2 separate regions of the Mus musculus genome follow, and region 1 is linked to region 2. Evidence: chromatin contacts called from ENCODE Hi-C or POLR2A ChIA-PET data. All regions are on one chromosome and are shown on one strand. Each heading gives the region's core, a stretch centred on a gene start or an enhancer-like site at or near the end of the contact. The rest is flanking DNA. Distances are from core to core; before and after follow the strand shown. Region 1 holds the start of Pop5 (processing of precursor 5, ribonuclease P/MRP family (S. cerevisiae)). Region 2 holds the start of Rnf10 (ring finger protein 10).

Region 1 (5,823 bases), core at 2,304-4,803, 37 kb after region 2:
AGTAGCCAAAAGATCTACGACTCAATAATTTTTCTCCTGTGAAGAGTTCCACAGCCTGTTCCAGGAGGTCTCCCCTTTTTGAGATCAAACGCCTCAGCCTGTGGAATTTGTCACACAGATCCTTACTAGAGGTGGTGTGGCAATGCACCACACTAAAGATTTGTAATCGTGTGCTGTTTTGCTTGCATGTATTTACACATTTGTGCCTGGTGTTGTCCTCTGGAACTGGAGTTTCAGACTATTTCAGATAGGAATCTTTCCTCTCCCAAAGACCGCTGAGCCCTCTCTCCATCTCCACCTAACATTCTTGAAAGTGGCTTTTTTGTTTTGTTTTTGTCTGCTTTTAGACAGTCCAGTTAGGACTTCCTGGCTGGCCTGGAACCTGCCTTTGCTCCCTGGGGACTGCTAGGATAAAAGCATGGGCCGCAGCACCCAGCTTGAAAGGAAACGTTAAGGGAAACCTTCCGCCCTCAAGAAGTCGCTGACCACTCAGGTCAATGAATGGAGAGAGAGCCCAGCTCCACCGTAATTAACATTAACGCTGCAGGGGGAAAAAAAATCCTTGCCGGGGAAACGCCTGTTTTCCTGTAGAGCTCAGCGAAAGCAAGAAAACTTTGTGGTTTTATGTATGTTTGATTCTGCATAGTTCAAGTGTGCTTGCGGAATTAGGAGCTAAACTAAGAAGCGACATTCTGAGAAAAACAAAGCTTCCATCCTGCGTTTCCATATGAGAATTACTGTCTAGTCTGTTCGAGCTCGCAGCCGGGTTTAAACTTTGAGGGATACATTTGACATTTTAAAACGTGCTAACGTGACCTGTCAAATCATGGCTCTTAGGAATTCTACATGGCTACTTTCATTTAGCCTAGTGAATTCAACACCCATCTTCCACTAAAACGGGCAGTAAACGGAATCCCCCAACTCAACCCACCCCGGCACACACACCGGGGGCTGGGTATTGAACTTTTTGCCTTGTCCCACTGCGCGATCGGCACCTTCTGTTCAGTTTTCGACCCGCCGCACTCCGATTTTCTAGAACCCTCCACTATCGTACAAAACGCGACACACTGGCCGGGCCTCGCCCTGGCAAAGCGCGCCCCGCACTGCATCCGCAGCGCCCTCGTACCTGCAAAGCCCACGGAGCAGGCGGCGGCGCCGAAGGCCCCGTGCACCCGGGCGATCGTGTCGCGGACCAGCCCGCCCAGCACGCGGTCGTCCAGGCTCAAACGGCAGCGCGCGTCCTCGGACACCAGCTCGCACAGAAGGTACCTGCGGCGACAGCGGGGTGAGCGCGGCCCGGGTCGCGGGGACGGCGCGGGGACAGCGCTGCTTACCTGTGCTTGAACCGCACCATGGCGTCCGCGCCGGATGCGGGAGGAAGGCGGCACTAGGCTCGGACAGGCAGCGTGCCCTGTCAATCTCCACGCTCCGCCTCCCGCGGCGGGCGTAAGAGCGCATGCGTTCGCCTCCGGCCGGCGCTGGGGATTTTCCACACAAGTTCTGTGCGCTCAGAGTCCCCCAAGTGAACGTTTAAGGTCAGCCCTGCACTTAAAGTCCGAGAGTGTCGCACGATCTGGGACCTAAAAGTCAGAGCACAGGTTTTCCCATACAGCCAAATACGCGAATTCTTTGAGGGGATTTCGACAGTTTTGTGGAGGGGAGTTCTTTTCAAGTGGTTTCCAAAAACAATATAGTATCCTCCCTCCCTCTCTTCCTGGTTTCTTTTTTTCCTCAAGCTAACCCCAGACTGACTGTGTAGCCAAGACGACCCCGAACTTCTGATCCCCTGCCTTTTCCTACGAAGCGCTGGCATTACCAACGCGTCCCACCACACCCAGCCCTCTGTTTTCTGTTAAGAATAGAGGATTATGTTTTAAAATGAAGAACAGAGGGTTAAGGTTTTTAATGCGTTTTTCTAGCCCATTCCCTTGAATACCTTTGTGTGATTAATAAATGATAAATTATTATTGTTGTTGTTGGGTTTTTGATACAGCGTTTCTTTCTGTAGCCCGGGCTGTCCTGGAACTCACTCTGTAGACCAGGCTGGCCTTGAACTCAGAAATCCGCCTGCTTCTGCCTCCCGAGTGCTGGGATTAAAGGCCTGCGCCACCACTGCCCAGCATTTAAAAAACAAACAAACAAAAAAAAAAAAAAAAAAAAAAAACAGGGTCCCACTCTATCTACCTAAGGCTAGCTTGGAGCCCAAAGCAATCCTGCCTCAGCCTCCTAAGGACTAGGACTACAGGGGTGTGCTACACTTCATTTATCTTGCATGTTAAGTGCATATTCTTTTTTAAAATTTATTATTATATCTAAGTACACTATAGCTTTCTTCAGACACACCAGAAGAGAACATCAGATCTCATTACAGATGGTTGTGAGCCACCACGTGGGATTTGAACCCAGGACCTTCAGAAGAGCCTTCACTCCAGCCCCTAAGTCCATATTTTTTTAAAGATTTATTTATTATTATATGTAAGTGTAGCTGTCTTCAGACAATCCAGAAGATGGAGTCAGATCTCATTACGGATGGTTGTGAGCCACCATGTGGTTGCTGGGATTTGAACTCCGGACCTTCAGAAGAGCAGTCAGGTGCTCCTACCTACTGAGCCATCTCACCAGCCCTAAGTGCATATTCTTAATGGTGTGACTCAGTGAGGTGGATTTGTGTGACTGCCACCCTATTAAGATGTAGATAAGGTTCAGTGCTCCCCAAATTCCCAGGCCCTTGCCAAAACCTTTAGTGGGAAGGAGCCATCATCCCCATTTCTGGAGAGATAGGTTTTGCCAGGCCTTGGCCTGGACATATATGTTTTAAGCATGCAACATGCCTGTAAGTCCGCTGCTTGACTCTATTTTCCTGTCGCCGGTGCTGCTACAGACATTCCTCACGTGCTCGGTATTGCATGTTTTAAGTGCACCACTAAGTCGGTCAGCATTGCCTTAATACACATTGTCTACAGATTTTCTTGTTATCCTGGGTTTCTTGGTGCCTGGCTTTGTAGCAGGGTCATTTTTGAAAATTAGATTTATTTATTTGTTGTAGAAATGTGGAGGTGCGTATTTGCCACGGCCGGAGGTGGCGATCAGAGGACGACTTTGGGAAGTTGGTTCTCAGGACCTCCGTTATGTGTACAGCTGTCATGGCCTCGCCTGGCCAGGTGTGGTAACGTAAAGCAAGACTTATATTTCACAGCTGACTATTTACAAGATCCGAAATCAGTTTTCAGTCTTCTCTTAGCCACAGCTTTAGGGGACCACAGATGTCCCTTCGCAGACTGCCATTCACTATTGCAATCAAGAGGCAATCATCGTCCACAGCCAGCGGCCGGTAGGGGGTGCCAGAGGCCCACTGTGTAGCTCGCCACACTCCCCACTCTCTAAAAATAGCACCAGTGCCTTTATCCTAACCCTGAGACCATTTTATAGATGCGGTCCGGGCCCAGGCCCAGAATTTAACCTTGAAAGCATTGGTCTCCAAACTCCCTGCTCGGATCCACTCCGATGCTCACTGCCCACCTGCTGTAACGTAGCCACAGGCGTGGGTTCGGATCCCCGGTCTTCGTCCTCCGGCCCGGTGCTGTCAGGGACCACACCGCGTCTCCAAAGCAGAGCTTCCCCTTCTAGTTCCGATTATTAAGAATTATTAGGATGGAGGTGTAGGTGGGATTGCACCGGCACGGGAGGGCGGGTGCCTAATAAACAAACAACGGCGAGCGGCTGTCACCCAGAGGAAGCACCCTGATCCGGGCCAGCCGGGAAGTGCGGGCCAGACGCCTCCCGGTGGGCCGGCGGCGGCGACGTGTCGTCGCAGCCTCTCCCGGTGGTAATTAGCCCCCGCCCTCGGCTCCGCCAGCCGCTAATTACACGTCTCCTAATGAGGCCGGCGGCTGTTTGCAATCACCCGGGTCCCCGCCGCGCGGGGGCGGGAGTCGTGGGCCGGCGTCAGGCGGAGGAAGGGGCTGAGGCTTAGAGAGGCGGACCTACGCAGGCATGACTCACGCGGGGATGGAGCCTAATCCCCGCTGAGCCCAAACCTGTGCGTCGTCGAGCCCATTCATCACCCACCGCCCTCATCCTGTATCCTGGGGTGGTTTCGCTTACTATTTATTACCGTGGTTATGGAAAGACTGGGCCTAGCCCAGGTCAGATGGTCAGGTGTGCGTGGGCCGGATCAGGGTGAGTGGGCGTTTGGGGGTCCCCCCCCACACTTTGGGTTTGTCGGCCCCCACTGCTACGTTGCTGGCCCAAAAGGTTAGCTCCGGCTACGCCTTCCAAAAACCTACTTTGAAACAACTAACGAAACCGTTATCAGACTAAAAGTTTAGATAACTGTCTAAGAAGAGGTTGGGATAGTTGCTAAAATGATCAATCAGGGGTCAGGTGAGACGATGGGGAAGGGAGCTTGCGGTCAAGCCCTGATCAAGATCTGAGTTGGATCTCAGGGACTGGCATAGGAAGCCCTAGAAAGGTGTTCTCCGACCTCCGTATGTGTACACGTGCCTCCTCCTAAATAAATTTAATTACATGGGAGCGGCAGGAGGCAGGAGGTGTGTGTGGCATTATGTAGATCCTGTTATCCTTAAAACTCATGGAAGGTCCACCCATCTCTGCCTCCTGGGGGGCTGGGATGAAAGGCATGAACTACTAGGCCCAGTTTTAGGGTGCTTTTATTTTGAGGTCCTGGGGAATATGTTGTGGGTGCTTAGGCAAGGGTTCTGCTGCCAAGATACACCCCCAGCCCTGATGCTTTCTCAGGCACATTGGCATCGCGGGAGTCTCTTTTAAAGAGTCTAGATGCTGCAGCCACACAGGATGCTGGCCCAGGACACTTGAACCTGCGTGGCTGTTTTCCCAGCAGCCACTGTGTGCCTTGTGTGCCTCTAAGTCTATCCTTAAGCAGCCACTACCCTGTGCGCCTCTAAGTCTATCCTTAAGCCTAGTTACTTGTTTCTTTTTCCCTTTGGATTGTTTGTTTGTTTTTATTTTTTTAAGTCATTAAAATAATTTGTATAGTTAAATGCCTCTTAAATATACATGATGTCTTGTTTTTAAAAAATTTTTTAAATCTTTGCTTCCTTCTCGCTCCGGCTCAAAGATTTATTTATTTATTATATGTAAGTACACTGTAGCTGTCTTCAGATACACCTGAAGAGGCATCAGATCGAATTACAGATGGTTGTGAGCCACCATGTGGTTGCTGGGATTTGAACTCAGGACCTCTGGAAGAACAGTCAGTGCTCTTGACCGCTGAGCCATCGCTCCAGCCCTTGTTTTTTAATTTTTTTAAACAATTTTTATTTACATTAGTGTTCCTTCTCCATGTGTGTCTGAGTGAGTGTCAGGTCCCCTAGAACTGGAATTGCACAGTTGTGAGCCGCTGGGGTTTAACCCTCGTCCTCTGGAAGCGCAGCCAATGGTCTTAAGCGCTGAGCCATTTCTCCAGCCCCGCTGTTGTTTAAAAGAAAAGAAGAAATGGGTATGGAGACAATTTAAGTCAAATTGTAGTTTCTATTTGCCTGGCCAGGGTTCTAGGGAACCACTGTGTGGGAGAATGCTAAAGAACATTTCCTCCTGAACCTAAGATGGAGCCCTGAATCTTGTCGCATAGTTCTGGATGCCTTGTGGACATCTTTCCCGGCCACTGGCTTTGCGGATCATTCACTCCTCAAATAAGAAGTCCCAAGTACAGTACTCTTTGGTTTAGGTTTTTTGTTTGGTTGGGTTTTGTGTGTTTGTGTGTTTCTTCGCCTTATGTATCTGTGTACCGCCTGCATGCAGTACTTGTGGAAGCCAGAAGAGAGCGTGAGTTCCCATGGAACT
Region 2 (5,790 bases), core at 2,686-5,185:
AAAACCAAACAAGAACTACTAGAGATCATTATTTGGGAGGCCAAGGCAAGAATATTAAGAGTAGGAGGCCAGCCTTGGCTACATAGCGAGACTTTGTCTTAAAAACAAAACAAAAGAAGGGCAGTCTGCTTTGGTGGTGGTGCACACCTTCGATCCCAGCACTCAGAAGGCAGAGACAGGTGGCGTATGGCGCCAACCTGATCTACAGAGTGAGTTCCAGGACAGTCAGAGCTTCATAGCAGACACGCTGTCTCAGAAAAAAAAATACCAAAAGAACCAAACCAACAACAAATAAAATAAAAATCCAAAAAACAAAAAAACTTTCCCCCTGAAGTGCCCTCTACAACTTCCTTGTCCGTTTTGTTTTGTTTTGTTTTGTTTTGTTTTGTTTTGTTTTGTGTCTCTTCCAGGCAGGGGTTTCTCTGGGTATCCCTGGCTGTCGTGGAACCCAGGGTGGCTTCGAACTCAGAGATCCAGATCCACCTATCTCTGCCTCCTTAGTGCTGGGATTAAAGGCGTGCTCCCGCACAGCAGCCAGGGTGTTTACTTTTAGTTTAGTGTATGAGTGTTTGGCCTGCATGTATGCTAAATGATTCCATGCGTATCTGGTGCCCTCGGAGGCCAGAAGGGGGCGCCAGACACCTGAAACTGGAACTAGGAGTGGTTGTGAGCCACCCGAAGAGGATGCTGGTAACCAAATCCCGACAGCCAAAGGAACAAGCGCTCTTGACCACTGCGCTTCTCTCCAGCCTCGTTACAGGGGAATCTTTTTAAAGGATACTTGTAGGCCGCCGTGTGATAGCTCTGAGTGTTTCCTGCCAACCTGAAACAACCTGAATTTCATCCTGGTAGGAGAGAACTGACTTCCACAAGTTATCCTCTTACTGTACATGTGAACCATGGTATATACTCTTCCCATATGCGCGTGCGCGCGCGCGCACACGCACACGCGCACACACAAACACACGAGAGAGAGAGAGAGAGAGAGAGAGAGAGAGAGAGAGAGAGAGAGAGAGAGAGAGGAAACAAACAAAAAATAAATGCAACAATAAAAAAAGTTTTTACTGGTTATAGCGGTATACACCATTAATTACAGCATATTCAGGAGACACAAGCAGGTGGATCTTTGTAAGTCTGAGATTAGACTGGTTCTATAGAGAGTTCCAGGTCACCCAGGACTAAAAAGTGAGATCCTGTCAAAAACAAACAAAAACAAACTCCTTGGGGCCAGTGATGAAAGGAAAAGTATCACTCAGGACCCCCAAGACCAAGTTCTCAATTTTCAAAGGAGATTATTTCCTCCAGAGGGAGAGAGGGCAGGGATAAGGGACAAAGATAGGAAGGAGATAGAGGAAGAGGGAGAAGATGAAGGGAACAGGAAAGAGGGGGAGGGGCATTTGTCCCATAGGAAGAAGCCTTGCCTCTGGATAGAGAGGAGACAGACATGGCTCATAGGAAAATAGCAGATGCCTGGCAGTGATGGCACAGGCCTTAATCCCAGCACTTGGGAGGCAGAGGCAAGCAGATTTCTGAGTTTGAGGCCAGCCAGGTCTACAGAGTGAGTTCCAGGCCAGCCAGGGCTACACAAAGAAACCCTAGGTCGAAAACCCAAAAAAAAAAAAAAAAAAAAAAAAAGTAAAAATAAAAAAGAAAAAGAAAAGAAAAAGAAAATAGCAGTTTATAAAGGTAAAAGGGAAAACCCCATGTTAGGATGAGGCCTTTAACTTTAAGTGGGCGTGGGCATGTTAATTAGCTGAGCCAAAGGAGGCTTCTGATTTCTTCACTTCAATACTTTGATAGCTGGACCTTGGTAGTCAGCCTCAGGAGCAGGATGTGGCCAAATAAGGAAACAGACCTTGGGGGCTAGCTTTAGGAAGATAATTTCATGGTTTTTAGAAAGGCAGAAGGAATAGGGAGAGAAGGCAGGGCTTGCCAGAGCCATGCTCACCACACTCAGGCTAGCCAGAGTCCTTTCAGGTGAGATAGCTCAGCAATTAAGAACACTAGCTACTCTTCCAGAGGACCTGGGTTTGATTCCCAGAGCCTATATGGTGCTTTAATTCCAGTGCTGGGGTATACAATCCTCTCTTCTGGTATCTAGAGACACATGGCACAGACATACTAGCTGGTAAAACATGTGTAAACACAAAAATAAAATAACAACCAAAAAACTGAAAAATTATAGTTCCTTTTTAAAAATGGATTTATTTATTTTATATATGTGAGTACACTGTAGCTATCTTCAGACACACCAGAAGAGGGCAGTGGATCACCTTACAGATGGTTGTGAGCCACCATGTTTGTGATTTGGAATTGAGTTTAGGACCTCTGGAAAAGCATTCAGTGCTCTTAACCTCCGAGCCATCTCTCTAGCAAACCCCTCCCCCCCAAGTTATAGTTCTATGGATCTCCATGTCATTTTAAACTGATTCCTTCCATACTAAATAATATCTCATATACTATATGATAATAAGGAACCAAATAAGAGTCTGACTCCTGCTTTTTTCATTTTTCTTTCTTTCTTTTTTTCTTTTCTTTTCTTTCTTTTTTGCCCTGCCTCTGCCTCCCAAGTGCTGGGATTAAAGGTGTGCGCCACCACTGCCTGGCTTGGCCCGCACATTCTTGTTCCTTTCCCATTTATGATACTGAGGATCAAATCAGAACTTTGCCCATGCAAGGGCCCTGTGACTACACTACACTGTCTGCTTTTATTCTTTTTCTCTCTTATAAGGAACATGGTCTCACTATGTAGCACATGCTAGCCTTACACTCTGCACTTCCTGTCTCTGTTTATTTATTTATTTTTTTGAGACAAGGTTTTTCTGTGTAGCCCCAGCTGACCTGAAACTTGCTCTGTAGACCAGGCTGGCCTTGAACTCAGAGATCCACCTGCATCTGCCTCCTGAGTGCTGAGATTAAAGATGTGCACCACTGGCATCCGTCTTCTGTCTCTGCTTCTTGAGTATTAGTGATACAGGCATGAGCCACTCTAGTTCTCCTACATACACGATTGCTAAAATTCCACTCATCGGCTAGATGAGGTAGTAGCTTAGAGGTAGAAAACTAGATTGTGAGCATGGAGCTCTGGATTTGATCCCTAACAGCCCCCCCCCCCCAAATTCCATTCGTCCTGTGTGTGTCACATGACACAGCATTTCTAAGAAGTCCTCTTTTATCCCTCTCAAGCTGGGATGCTTTTCTATTGAAACGTGTTTGATTAGCATCTCCTTACTTAACTGTACTATGTTGTTTCTCTTTGTTGGTGTTTCGAATGTTGCTTCTTACCGATCTTTATATATGAATGTGGCATGCATACGTGTATGAAAAATCTTACACGTATGCACAGGTGTACATGGAGTTCTGAGGCTGCCATTGAGTGTTTTCCTCCAAGACTCTCCACATTCTTCACAGAATGGCTAGGTAGACTCACCATTTGAGCTAGTCTGGCTAGCCAGTTTGTTCTGGGAATTTCCAGATCTCTTGTCTCCGGTGCACCGGAATTGCAGGTGGGCCATCACACTCCACTTGGTTTTCTAAAAAATTTTGTGTATGGGTGTTTTGTCTATATGAGTATGTCTGTATACCACGTGTTTGCTTGGTATTGTAGGAGGCCAGACACCCACACATCTTTTTTTTAAAAAAAGAAAAAAATCCAAGCACTGGCGAGGAATATCTGTGAATTGGAAGCCAGACTGTTGCACACAAAGAGTTCAGGTCCCGTTAGGACTACAAAATGAAACATTGTCTCAAAAAGAAGGAACCCGCTAGGGAGGCGGGAAGGAAAAGAAACCTCGAACAGGGAAGAGAGAAAAAAAGCATTGGCAGGCACAAGCGGTCCCTCCCCTAGGACCCGGATGTAGGTAAAAGACTACACTTCCCAGAATGCACCACGCCCGCCTGGCAACTATATAAATAGTCCATCCGGGTTCTTGGAGATGCTGTTTGGCGACTCGTCGCCATTCCCGGAGCAGCTCGGCCTCGGCCCAGAGGCGAGTGTCGGTCGCTGTGTCGGAGACCCCGGTCCCCGGCACCGAGACAGCCAGCCCTCTCTCCTGCCCCGCGGCGGGAGAGCGTGTCCGGCCGGCCGGCGGGGCTCGCGACCCTCCCGCGCCTCCCTTTCCCCCGCAGCCTCTGCCCCGCCAGGCCCGGCCCGGACCTCCGAGCCCCGGCCTCCTCCTCCTCCTCCTCCTCGTCCTCGTCCTCCTCTTCGGTCACCGCCGCCTCTGGGCCCCACAACCCCACCTTGCCGCTTCTCCTTCCATTTTGAGAAGCTGAGGAAGGAAACAAGGAAAAATGTCGCCATGAAGGCCGAGAACCGCTGCCGCCGCCGACCCCCGCCGGCCCTGAACGCCATGAGCCTGGGTCCCCGCCGCGCCCGCTCCGCTCCGACCGCCGTCGCCGCCGAGGCCCCCTTTGATGCCGCAGAGCTCCCCCAGCGCCGCCGCCACCGCCTCCGACATGGACAAGAACAGCGGCTCCAACAGCTCCTCCGCCTCCTCGGGCAGCAGCAAAGGGCAACAGCCGCCCCGCTCCGCCTCGGCGGGGCCGGCCGGCGAGTCTAAACCCAAGAGTGGTAAGAGCCGGCGGGTCTGCCGGGTCACTTGGGGGAGGAGGGACAAACGACCCACCTTCCGCTTGCACTGACATCCAGTATTTACGGTTAAGCCGATCTGCGCTGCGTGGTTAATTTGGGCCCTTGCATTCATATTCAAAACAGCTGGCTGAAGTAGGCGCTATTCTTAGCCCCATTTTGCAGATGAGGGATCTGAGATTTTGGAAAGGGTTAAGGTCATCCAGGTGGCAAGCACCTCACAGAAGGCCTCAAGACCTGGCTTTGTGTGACTCACCGTCGGTCCAGGCTCTAAAACAATTGACTTTGTTTTCTCTTCTAGTGTCGGATTAGCTTTGGGTGGCATTCAAGTTTGAATAAGAGAGGGTGAGGCCCGAGGATTTTCAGACTTAAATCTGGCACCGGGTCTGCTCCTCTGTTTAAGAGGACTCATGTTGGGATGGCGTTGCTCGGCGTGATAGTAAAGCATGCAGACCCTGCATTCAGTTCATTTAGGTTCAGTCCTTGAGTTTGCTAATACACACTATTAAGTAAATGGGCTAAGCGCTTAGAGTACTTGACAACTTTTTGCCTAAATATTATGCCTGTTTGTGTGCGGTAGGTTATATGGGCTTGGCTTTCATGGTGTGTGTGTGTGTGTGTGTGTGTGTGTGTGTGAGAGAGAGAGTGATGTGTGTAGTCAGGCTTCTTAGTATTACTATAACATAATAATAATGATATTATTATAATAATATAATAATACTACTTACTGATTATGCACAAAGCACACGGGTAGGCTTTTAGGTGTGATAGCACTACTCTAATCGTTTAACCTGTCTAGCCAGGAGTTATTCCACCGCAGAGAATAAACTAGGCTGTGGATTAGGAGATGGCAGAATCCCGAGTCCAGCATTCTCCATCTTGTGTCAGAGCTGTGTACAAATCTCTTTTAAACTTTTACCATGTTGGCAGTATTTTTGAGATAGTAATTTTTTTTTCAATCAGTCTTTTGGTTTTTCGAGACAAGTTTCTCTTTGCATCCTTGCCTGTCCTGAAACTCACTCTATAGACCAGGCTGGCCTTGAACTCAGAGATCCACCTGCCTCTGCTTCTCAAGCACCTCCAAAATCTCAGACACAGCCAAGTTTCAGATTGTGGTTTAATTACAATGTTTCTCCTTCTCTTTCCTCCCTCCAAAGCTTCCTGTGTAACCTTCCGCTAATCTCCTTCATGTCCTTCTT

What was found. Hi-C counts contacts between places; a loop is a spot of excess contacts on that map. ChIA-PET counts read pairs that join two places held with the same protein, here RNA polymerase II (POLR2A).
Region 1: a map of gastrocnemius shows a loop between it and region 2 (4-fold over the local background). The contact joins the promoter of Pop5 here to the promoter of Rnf10 in region 2. A Hi-C loop is called at or near these places in 6 of 37 maps with a recorded cell type or tissue (adrenal gland, gastrocnemius and heart). POLR2A ChIA-PET finds 5 or more read pairs at or near these places in 4 of 5 experiments (Patski and embryonic stem cell).

The regions. Positions count from the first base shown.
Region 1 is chr5:115,233,581-115,239,403 of GRCm38, reverse strand. It overlaps Pop5 (processing of precursor 5, ribonuclease P/MRP family (S. cerevisiae)), which reads right to left and starts at 3,553. Exons shown (of 6, transcript NM_026398.4): 1 at 3,520-3,553; 2 at 1,335-1,580; 3 at 1,127-1,269. The coding sequence starts at 1,354.
Region 2 is chr5:115,271,040-115,276,829 of GRCm38, reverse strand. It overlaps Rnf10 (ring finger protein 10), which reads left to right and starts at 3,935. Exons shown (of 17, transcript NM_016698.2): 1 at 3,935-4,573. The coding sequence starts at 4,417.